Linked DNA regions of Mus musculus: region 2 is linked to region 1. A link is a loop called in an ENCODE intact Hi-C map of the cell type or tissue named here. Cell type or tissue: heart. All regions are shown on one strand.

Evidence for each region. Peaks named below come from ENCODE experiments on the same cell type or tissue, not always from the same donor. Only the 100,000 strongest peaks of a DNase experiment are listed, where the experiment ranks them.
Region 2: a loop joins it to region 1, with 2.3 times the contacts of the local background. A loop is called at or near these places in 17 of 42 quality-filtered maps.

What each region holds. Positions count from the first base shown.
Region 1 is chr17:30,443,828-30,448,827 of GRCm38, forward strand. All of the region lies in intron 6 of Btbd9 (BTB (POZ) domain containing 9), which reads right to left. Among named protein-coding and RNA genes, the nearest start is that of Btbd9, 130 kb to the right of the region's middle. In heart, a CTCF peak has its summit at 2,237 (motif pointing left); a DNase peak (open chromatin) is centred at 2,144.
Region 2 is chr17:30,241,777-30,246,776 of GRCm38, forward strand. The region is part of intron 9 of Btbd9 (BTB (POZ) domain containing 9); the gene reads right to left. Among named protein-coding and RNA genes, the nearest start is that of Zfand3, 240 kb to the left of the region's middle. In heart, no CTCF peak of the experiment used is centred here; DNase peaks (open chromatin) are centred at 3,085 and 3,678; H3K4me3 peaks cover 435 bases; H3K27ac peaks cover 4,265 bases.

The sequences.
Region 1 (5,000 bases):
ACAGGCGGAAAAGCTGCTGCACGCCTCTCCTGATACTTACTGCAGGCTGCTTATAACTTACAGTGCATCACACAAGTCGGGAGCACCCACAGAACATTAACTTCAGAGCATGGGTACAAATTACGCTCTTATACCCCACTTCTTTGCCAGGGGCAGGTTGCAACTAAAGAGTCATGTTTCATTTAGGATGTGCTGTATTATACTGAAGAGGAAATGTTTTGTTGTGATTTCCTCAATCTAAGTACAAAGTATTTGGGAAAACGCTGTACAATCTCAACTGGAACTTTATGTAAACCTGTTCTCACTCTCTCAGACACCAGCCTGCTCAGGCCACCTCTCACTAATGTCTACCTTGCTTGAAAACTCTGCTGCCCTGTTGCCTTAGATAGGGTTCTACTGCTGTGAAGAGACACCATGACCAATGACCAAGGCAACTCGTATAAAGGAAAACATTTCATTGGGGCTGGCTTACAGTTTCAGAGGTTCAGTCCATTTTCATCATGGTGGAAAGCACGGCAGCATCCAGGTAGACAAAGTGGTAGAGAAGGAGCTGAGAGTTTTTTATCTTGATTCGAAGGCAGCCAGGAAAAGACTCTCTTCTGCAGGTAGCCAGGAGGGAAACTCTCTTCCACACTGGGGAGAGCTTGAGCACTAGGAGACTGCAAAGCCAACCTATGCAGTGACAGACTTCCCAACAGTGCCACTTCCCATGGGCCAAGCATATTCAAACCACCACACCTACTATTCTCAGTCTCCATGAGCACAGGTCTCCTTTTCCATACACGCTTGGCCTGCTTGCTCTTGCACACAGGATGAGCTCCCACGATAACAGCATGCCAGGTAGTGACCACCCTACTGACAGGATGCAAGATCCCCACTTCTTCCCTAGTGGTCACAACAGGGCCCAGCTTGTACCTTTAGCTACTCCTCAACTCTATAGATCAGTGACAATTTATCCAACTTATGAAAAATCATATTAATTTTGCTAAGTAAAACAAATACTTGAATATATTCATGCTCTCAACTCCTTTCCTCCTGTACTGCGTGTGTGTAGCTATCCCATGAGGCCTTTGTACCAGTGTTGGCTGCTTCTAAGACAAAAGATGACTGCTCTTGCTGAAGAGATACCTGTTCAGTAGGAAAGACAGATCTGTAAACAGATCAGAACCTGAGACCTTCTCCTGGATAGGGAAAAGAAACTACAGTGTACAAAGACCTCAGTGAAGTAGAAACAGCAGGGCTAGGACCATTATACACTCTAAGGAGCAAGAGCACAAGGCCCATAAGCATGGGAGAGATGCTTCCATTTCTGCCTCAATCTACCTGTACATATCCCTAAGGTCCATGTTGGCCTTGTCTCCTGCCACAGAAGAAGACTGTAACCTCACGACTGTCAAAAGCTGATCCTCCTGAGCTCAAGATGGAGGTCCCCACCCCAGATCAAGGGACCAAGATCCATTTCCTGCATTATCAAATCTGTCCCAAGGCCATACTGCAACCTGAACACAAATACACCCAAGCATCCTCCTTGACCCTCATGGCCACTCCTCTGCTTCCCTTTGCAGTGATGCTCCTGTCTCTACATTTAGTGCATCCTACCTCCTCACAGTCCACTCCCTCTTCCCACAACACCTCCAATGGCTTTTATCGTGATCACCAACAAGCCCCATTTTACCAGCCAGATGCTCAAATGCTCTCCAGCGCCCGCCCACAGCCTACTGTCCCATGAAGCAACTCTTTCTCAGATGCCACTAAAAATCCTACCCTTTCCTTCCAACCTTTGGTGGCTCCCTCCCAGGCGCAGTTCTCTTTTCTTCCAAGGCTGACTTTTCTCTAAGCCATTCTCATATCAGATCAACGTTTGGTGTGAGACATTGACCTCTCAAAAGAACCAAGCTCTATGATCTCTGCCTAAGGTCTTCGCTTGTACCTACCATCATCTACTACATCTTCAGAAGGAATTGTGTGCCATCAGGGCCTAGAAACCCTGGGTTCCTGTTTATCTGCTGCCCTCTTTTCTAGCCAGACATTTCCCCAGGCTACAGTGTGCCCATCACACAGAGCCCTCTTTACCAAAAATACGCACTGCCCAGTCCTTGCCTGCTGTCCAAATGGCTGGAATGCTCTTTGAGTATGGTTCACAACTGAGCCAACAGTGAGATAACAACTCACATCTTGGCTCAGCTGACTTCTTTAGAGAGGCCTTCCCTGCCTGCCCTACAAAACGGAGCCACCTGCTGGTTCCGGATCCCACCACAGATTCTGCAAAACATTCCAAGTATCACTTGGAATTCCAAGGGAGGGTCTTGCCTGGGTCAAACCTCATCTCCTGCAATATCTGCACCAACTCTGCAAGATAGAGCCAGTTTCTGTTCTCCCTTCAGACAAAGAGGCTCAGGTTTCAAACAGTCAGCAGATGAAGGCTACACCACTGATAAGAGACCAAGTTAGGTCTGATGTCAGTCTAAAAAGTCTGTGTTCTTCTGCTCTGTGTTTAGAAGCAAGTGCCAAAGTCTTAGACACTGTCCTTTCCTGAAGGTGAAGATGCTGAGTGTTCACCCAAACCTAGGCTAGTAGGTGTGGCCTACCTAAGGCTGTCTGGAAATAACAAAGGGCACACACACCAGCTTCACACAATCCTAACTGAGGCAGACCCACCTTTGAGCTTTTTGCAACAAAGGCATTTGAGGGACTGGACAAAGCTACACGCTTTCACGTGTCCTTACCTAAGTTTGGATCTGTCCTCCCTCATGACAGTCTGAAGAAACACCAAGTCTCCCCAGGTCTGCTTCAACATGCTTGCCCTCCAAGCTTCTGAACTGAGATCAGTGATCTGTACAAGAACAACTTCTGCATGTATAAGTAGGCCGTGTAAACTAAAGAACAGAAAGAAGAGAAAGCCCACAAAGCTGGAAGTATTTAGAGCCTGGTCCTTAATCAAGTTTCTTAAGCCCCAGTTTAGATGTTTAAAAAAATGTATGCAAGCCAGGTGGATCTGAATTCAAGGCCAGCCTGATCTACACAGTGAGCTCCAGGACAGCTGGGGCTACAGAGACAGAGAAACCCTGACTCAAAAAAAAAAAAGAAAGAAAGGAAAAAAGAAAGAAAGAAAGAAAGAAAGGAAGAAAGAGAGAGAGAGAGAGAGGGAGGGAGGGAGGGAGGGAGGGAGGGAGGGAGGGAGGGAGGAAGGAAGGAAGGAAGGAAGGAAGAAAGAAAGAAAGAAAGAAAGAAAGAAAGAAAGAAAGAAAGAAAGAAAGAAAGAAAGAAAGAGAAAAGAAAAAGAAAAGAAAAAGAAAAAGAAAAGCTTGTAACAGGGAATAAAATTCATGTTTAGAGAAAGTAACTCCGAAAGGGGTTTCTACTAAATCCAAGGGAGACAAGACACACAGTCGTCGACAGTCATCGTGACATATAGACAACATTTCCAGAATGAGATCTGAAAACCCACCAGGCTTCCCCACCTAGGACAAGGCAGATGGCAGGAGAGAACAGAAGCTAGAGAAGAGGAGGGGCGGCAGAACCACCCCAATCAGCTCCTCAGGACATCTGAAGAGACTGCAGCAGCCTCGGGACAATTCTGCAGCTAGGCCAGGCCTACTCCTCTGCTGTGTGGCCTCTATCACAGAGACACTTTGCAGTCAGAGGGCTGTTATATAGACAGAGGGCTGCTAGAAAGACAGACAGACAGACAAATGAAGGCTGCTAGACAGTTTTAAAAGGTCAGACAAACCCTCAGTGCTGCAAAGACTATGTAGAGCCAGCACCTCCCTCCCGACAAAAGAGTACAGTCTCTTTTCTAACAACATCTTATATTTCAAAAGTAGCCTATATTCATTTTAGAAAATTCAGGAAATGTAAAATATTTAAAGACTAACCAGTCTGTACTTAATGATAAAATGCTTTAACAACTGCCCTGTTTCCTTATGGCATTTTACAAATATGTTGCTTTAAAAACTGTAATATTGCACATTTTAGTATTTTTTTTCACCTAACACCTCAGCATTTTTTTACTTTTCTTTTTTTATTAATTAGATATTTTCTTTATATACATTTCAAATGCTATTCCAAAAGTTCCCTATAACCACCCCCCCCCCCCGACTCCCCTACCCACCCACTCCCACTTTTTGGCCCTGGCATTCCCCTGTACTGAGGCATGTAAAGTTTGCAATACCAAGGGGCCTCTCTTCCCAATGATGGCCGACTAAGCCATCTTCTGCTACACATGCAGCTAGAGATATGAACTCTGGGGTTACTGGTTAGTTCATATTGTTGTTCCACCTATAGGGTTGCAGATCCCTTCAGCTCCTTGGGTGCTTTCTCTATCTCCTCCATTGGGAGCCCTGTGTTCCATCCTATAGATGACTGTGAGCATCCACTTCTGTATTTGCTAGGCACTGGCATAGCCTCATACGAGACAGCTATACCAGGGTCCCTTCAGCAAAATCTTGCTGGCATATGCAATAGTTTGGTGGCTGATTATGGGATGGATCCAGAGGTGGGGTAGTCTCTGGATAGTCCATCCTTTCGTCTTAACACCAAACTTTGTCTCTGTAACTCCTTTCATACACCTCAGCATTTTTATGTCACTTAAATTTCCTAGCATTTTTAATGGCATACAATTCTATAATATACTTGTATTGCAATTTTTATAACTAAGTAATCCTTTAAGGACCAGCATACAGTAAGATGGTTTTGCCCTGCCCTGACAAACAATACTGTATTATTCAACATAGTTTTTCTATTTGATGAGCACAAAATGGTTTCTGTGCTTCCCAATGAGCTTGGCTCTTTCTTGACACAGCTATTTGCAATCCTTCGGCTTCTGCAGAGCCATTGAGTCTGCAAGGCCCCAGTAAACAAAACTAATGCTGCATCAGTCCCTCACAGAAAACCGCATGACATCCGCATAGAACTGGGGACATCTTCCCATACACTGCACAGCCTCTCTACTTCAACTCTCACGTCCAGAACAATATAAACATTATGTGAACAGTTGTACT
Region 2 (5,000 bases), 200 kb before region 1:
CTCGCTAAGCAAACCGCTTGCCAATGCTTGAGTGAACAGCATCGGGGAACAGCAATCACTCTTGTGGGGCCAGGCGAGCACACGTCTCCTCAAAAGCTGCTAATGAAGGCCCTGTTAGTACGGGATGACGTCGAATGTGCCCATTGGCTTTCTGTCAAAGACTGTCAAATAGAGCTGTTGGTAATCACAGCTGGCAAGTTGTTTAGTCAATATTTCTGAAAAGTTCAACCAAGTGTGAGAAAGCACAAAGTCGACTTTCCTGAAGCTGCCAGATTATTTTGGGGGCTCTCCCTCTGTGATGGCTGTGTGCCATCAGGATTGGTGGGGTCGTGCGGGGCCGGATGCCATCTGCTCTGCAGCCAAACTGCTCTGCTCGTCCCCCAAGTCAGCAGCATCTGTGGGCTGCTGTAGCTCTGAGTCTTTACACTATCAGCACACAAGCAGACCGAGGCAGTCAAATCGCCACTGGTTCACAATGGATGCTTCCAGAGGGACCCTGTGCTGCTGCGGCCTGGGATTCCCACTGCCCTGGGGGAGACGACCTGTGCATCGTGTATGTTCAGACGCTGCCCCGGGGCCAAGCTTGAGGGGTTCAATGTGAAGGCTGCGCTGTTCATGGATGGACCCCACCCTCAGACACAAGTGTGGACACAGCCTCGAATCCTACACTTTCTCCTTTTAACTTCCTCCTGTCTAGCTGCATTTGATCCCCCTTATCCAAATCCCCGTGGTTCTCACAGGTGAAGGAGAAAAGTGCTTCAGCAGGAAAGAACAGAGGTGATTGGAGGCTAGCAAAGGGGTCACGCAGGCATATTTCCAGCATGTCCTTAGCTGGAGATGATGACCACACTTTAGGTAATTGTTCTAGTTCACAACAGAAAGAAGGTCCACAGGCTGCAAGCTAAGGAAATCACAGAGGTGTTGGCATCAGAGAACCAAAGGCCTTAGGAAGATGACTTCAGTGGCAGTGAAGCTGGGTGGTTGGCACAGAGGCAGAACTGGCTGAGGGTGGCAGTCAGCCTACCCAGGGAGCATGGGCTGGGAAGCGGCGGAGGGAAAGAGGACAGATTCAGTCTTCCTGGGTTTGGGCCCAGATCTGCCCCTCACCTGCGGCACAGGCTGTCACTAGACTCTGCTGTCAAAGCTGGGCCCACTCCTGCAGAGCATCACCAGTGACAGGAGGTGCTACAGCTAATGGCTGTGGCTCCTACTACAGGTATAAGGCATGTCTCTGCTGCTACCCACGTGTGGTCTTGAAGGACACCCTACTTCTGCTGGCCCCAGCTGACCCTCCACTCCCTGTCAATTCTGCCTTACTCTCTTCTGCCTCCAGTCTCTCTTTTCTGAGAATAGAGTGTAGGCAGGGACATGGTTAGGAAGCCACCTGGGCCTGGGTCCTGCTCTGGTGGGTGGCTGGGTCCTGGGACCTGGAGTGTCTGGCTCTCATTTGTTCTTGGCATCACCATCTTATAGCTGCAGTAATCCTTCTGTACTGCCGACTGAGTCTACGCCAGGTCAACAAACTATTTACCAACAGGCCAGCATTTTAAGTTCTGAAGGCCACAAAGGTCTGTGTCACATGGCATTTATTTATTTATTTATTTACACAATTCTGTAAGAACATAAAAATCATCCTAGCCTGGGGACTATACAAAGGAGGCAGTGGCAACTTTGGCCCTGGCTCTACCCAACTCCATACAGCAGTGAAGGTGACTTTTCCAGCCTCTCCCGGGCTGTAGCTGGGTTTCTGTTTGGTGTGTGTGTCTGAGACCGGGTCTTGCTGTGTAATACAAGCTGACCTGAGATTCATGATGCTCCTGTCTCAGATGATGGAGTGCTGGGATACAGGAATGTACCGTGCAGTCTGTTACTTCATTCTGACTTAAGCTCGTGTTCCTAACACATGAGCCAGCCAGAACTCTCTCTGAGCGCCAGCCTCTAGGCTGTGCTAGAACTCTCTCTGAACAGCCCCCTGACCTTGGCAGGCTTCCCTGCCAAAGACAGCTTATCTTGACTTTTGCCCCTGAGATACAGAGACCGTCCCAGTAGAGAGGCCCATATTATGTCTCTACGGTCCTGGTCTGGACTGCTGGCTACCAGGGGCCTTCAGCAGAAGAGTGGGTGGCGGGACCAGACTTTGGCAAAAACAGAAGATACTCTAGGGCAATTTCAGAAACACAGCACTGGTTGTCTTCATCTAATGTTCCTTAATTTGAAATCTCAATTGATCAATAAACTGTGCTTCTTAGCACAAGAACTTAGTGATAGTTTCTAATGGTAAAGGGCATTGTTTATCAGGTTTGGGAAAGCCACCCGCTCACTGAGCAGGGCTGTAGATAGGCTGTCTGCTCTTGCTCTGTACTGACATCAGTCTCTAGGCTGAGTGGCCCTTTGTATGGCATCTGAGATGATGTCTGGTTTGTCAAGAACAGCGAGGCTGCTTCCCAGGCAGAGTGGGGGAGATGGTATTTTATTGTTGCTTTGACGCTTAGTCTTCTTAGGCTAATCACTCTCTCCACCAAGTTAGCCCTCTGAACTCCATCCTTCCAATCCCCAATTCTTCCATTGCGCAATCCCAGCCCTCACTTGTCATCTTACTGCACAACCCACCACAGCACGCTTCAGACTTCATCAGGAATACGGAAAGGCAGCTGGGGTGAGAGGGCTCTGCTCCTCTGTGAGCTCAGCATTCACACAAAGGGCAGACGAAAGCAGCGGGGCCTGCTACCCAAACCACCAGCTAAACTTTTACTTTGCCTTTCTGCACCCCAATGACCCAAATTTCACACACTCTTTGGAGAAGGGCGTGTCTCCCCACCATCTCCTGCCCCTCTTTTCTGAGTTCCTCTCCAGGGGCTGACAGGTCCTCTTTGCTAGTGCATTTTCGGTACGACATATATGATGGCTTCCTGTGCTGTTTAACATGGTAATGTGGAATATCAGATGCATGAGTTGAAATGGCGGTCTGTGCCTAAAATAGCCTGATATCTATGGCTATGAGCTCGCTGGCCATCAGGGTAACTACACACAGCTACAGCTACAGCGCCTCACAGTCTAGGATGAGCCTCTGGCAGGTCAACTGCACGGCGTTTGGCAGCTGATGTGAGGTGAGCAGCCGTTCTGGAGGGGCTGTGGGCCTCCCAGGATACGCCTCCTCCCTCACTGTGCTTTCCTGAGTCTGATCCTTGCCAGCTCCATTACAAGCAGGGTAGAAAATTTTTGTGCTGGGATTTACTGGCTTCCTCCTGAGCTAGCTAAGGAATGGTGTCCCCGCTCACGTTCTCGTGGGGTTGGCAGCTATCCTTTCTGTAGGGTTTGACAATATACACTGTTCTGGCCAGCAGGGATCTTCCCCTCACCCCTCATAAAGCTTTACAGTGTATGACTCATTCAGAAAGGAGTCTTGATAATGCAGATTTATTATGAGGTGTCTGCCTTTAAAATGTGATTTAATGGTGCTCGTACTTATTCGCTGACATCTTTATAAAACTGTTAGTGTGGAAATATATTTGTCTTTCTGAAAGTAATTCTTCCTTTTACAAGTGTCGAGCAAAACAAGAGCCATACATTAAAACCGCAGCAGCGAGAGCCACGGAGGTCTCATTACACCGAGACTCAGCTTTGCCACCCCAAACTGAGCTCAAGGGCTTCCACTTGTGCCCCTGGGCATGGCAGCATCTCTGCCCCTCCCTACCCGTGCTCCAGGCTGTGTCCAGAGGGTAGAAGGCGGCTCTCAAGGTCAGCCAGATCTGCAGGCTGGTGGGCGGGCGCAGTCAGTAAACAAGCCTCTGATTATGATTTACCTTTGCTTTTCTTCCTACCTTAGCCTGGTTTATGAACAGATCTTGTTGATTTAGCCTTTTAGCCAATTAGAACAGAAGGTCTGATTGACAGCACATGAATAAATACCACTTTACGGTTGGAGACAGAGTCACTCTCCCCTATTAATCAGGCCTTCTGCCGGTGTTTAGGTAACATGATATTTATCATGCCTCTCTGTTACAGTCCCTTGGGGTGTCATTTCATGGCCTACCAGTAAAAACTTCACATTTACAGCAACTGCCCCTCTATTACTGTCGATAATATCTAATTGATATGTCAAACCTCCAAGGAATGCAGTAAATTGGAACACTGACTCCCAAAAGAAAATAAACTAGCAGACAGGTAAATCAGCACCCGTCTGCCTGCCGTGACTCAGTCACTTCCGTCCAAAGGTCTCCCCTCAGGAAGCCATCACCACCATCTTTCCTTCCTGCTCAACATCGCAATGAGCCCTGAGCACAGCCAGGACATGGACATGGATCCAAATCCTTTTGCCTGGCCAGGCTGGAGGTGCCACAGGCATTATGTGGGGTGCAGTGTACGGCAGACAAGAGCAATGAACCTGTCAGAACATGATGGCTTTTCTCAAGCTAGCCATGTTGTCAGCAGAGCTGCAGTCTCATATGCCTTCCAAACGTCCCTACAGAGAGGGGAGGACACTCAGAAGAAATGAAGTCAGAGAAGGAACAGACGGGCCTGAGCACTTAGCAAGAATCAGATCCATCTGACACTGAAATGCAGCATGTGCCTTAGACAACAGGCCTTTCAGCCACTCAGATAAGGCATCCTAATAGAAAGGCTTCAGATGCACACTGAAGCCTCAGGAGAGACCAACCACACTGATAACTCACTCACCCATCAACAAAGATAACAGAGCAGGAGTTGGACTATAGGTTGTGGAGTACAGGCAAGAAACAGAAACACCCACAAGTCAGCTGCAAAGGTAATCAGACAGACCTGGAAAACAGGCATTTATGGCAAACCTCCCTCTACATGGCAGCTGTGAGCACAGTGGTTCTCTCTGGCACAAGACTCCAGTCTCCCTCTTGCTATTGTTTAAACTAATTCTTCTTTTGAAAAATCACCAAAAGTTGGGCAAGTTCACAGAAATGAACTTCTAGTCTTGACTTTAAGGTCTGCACCACAAACAACTGAACATCACCCTCAGGTCAACCCCA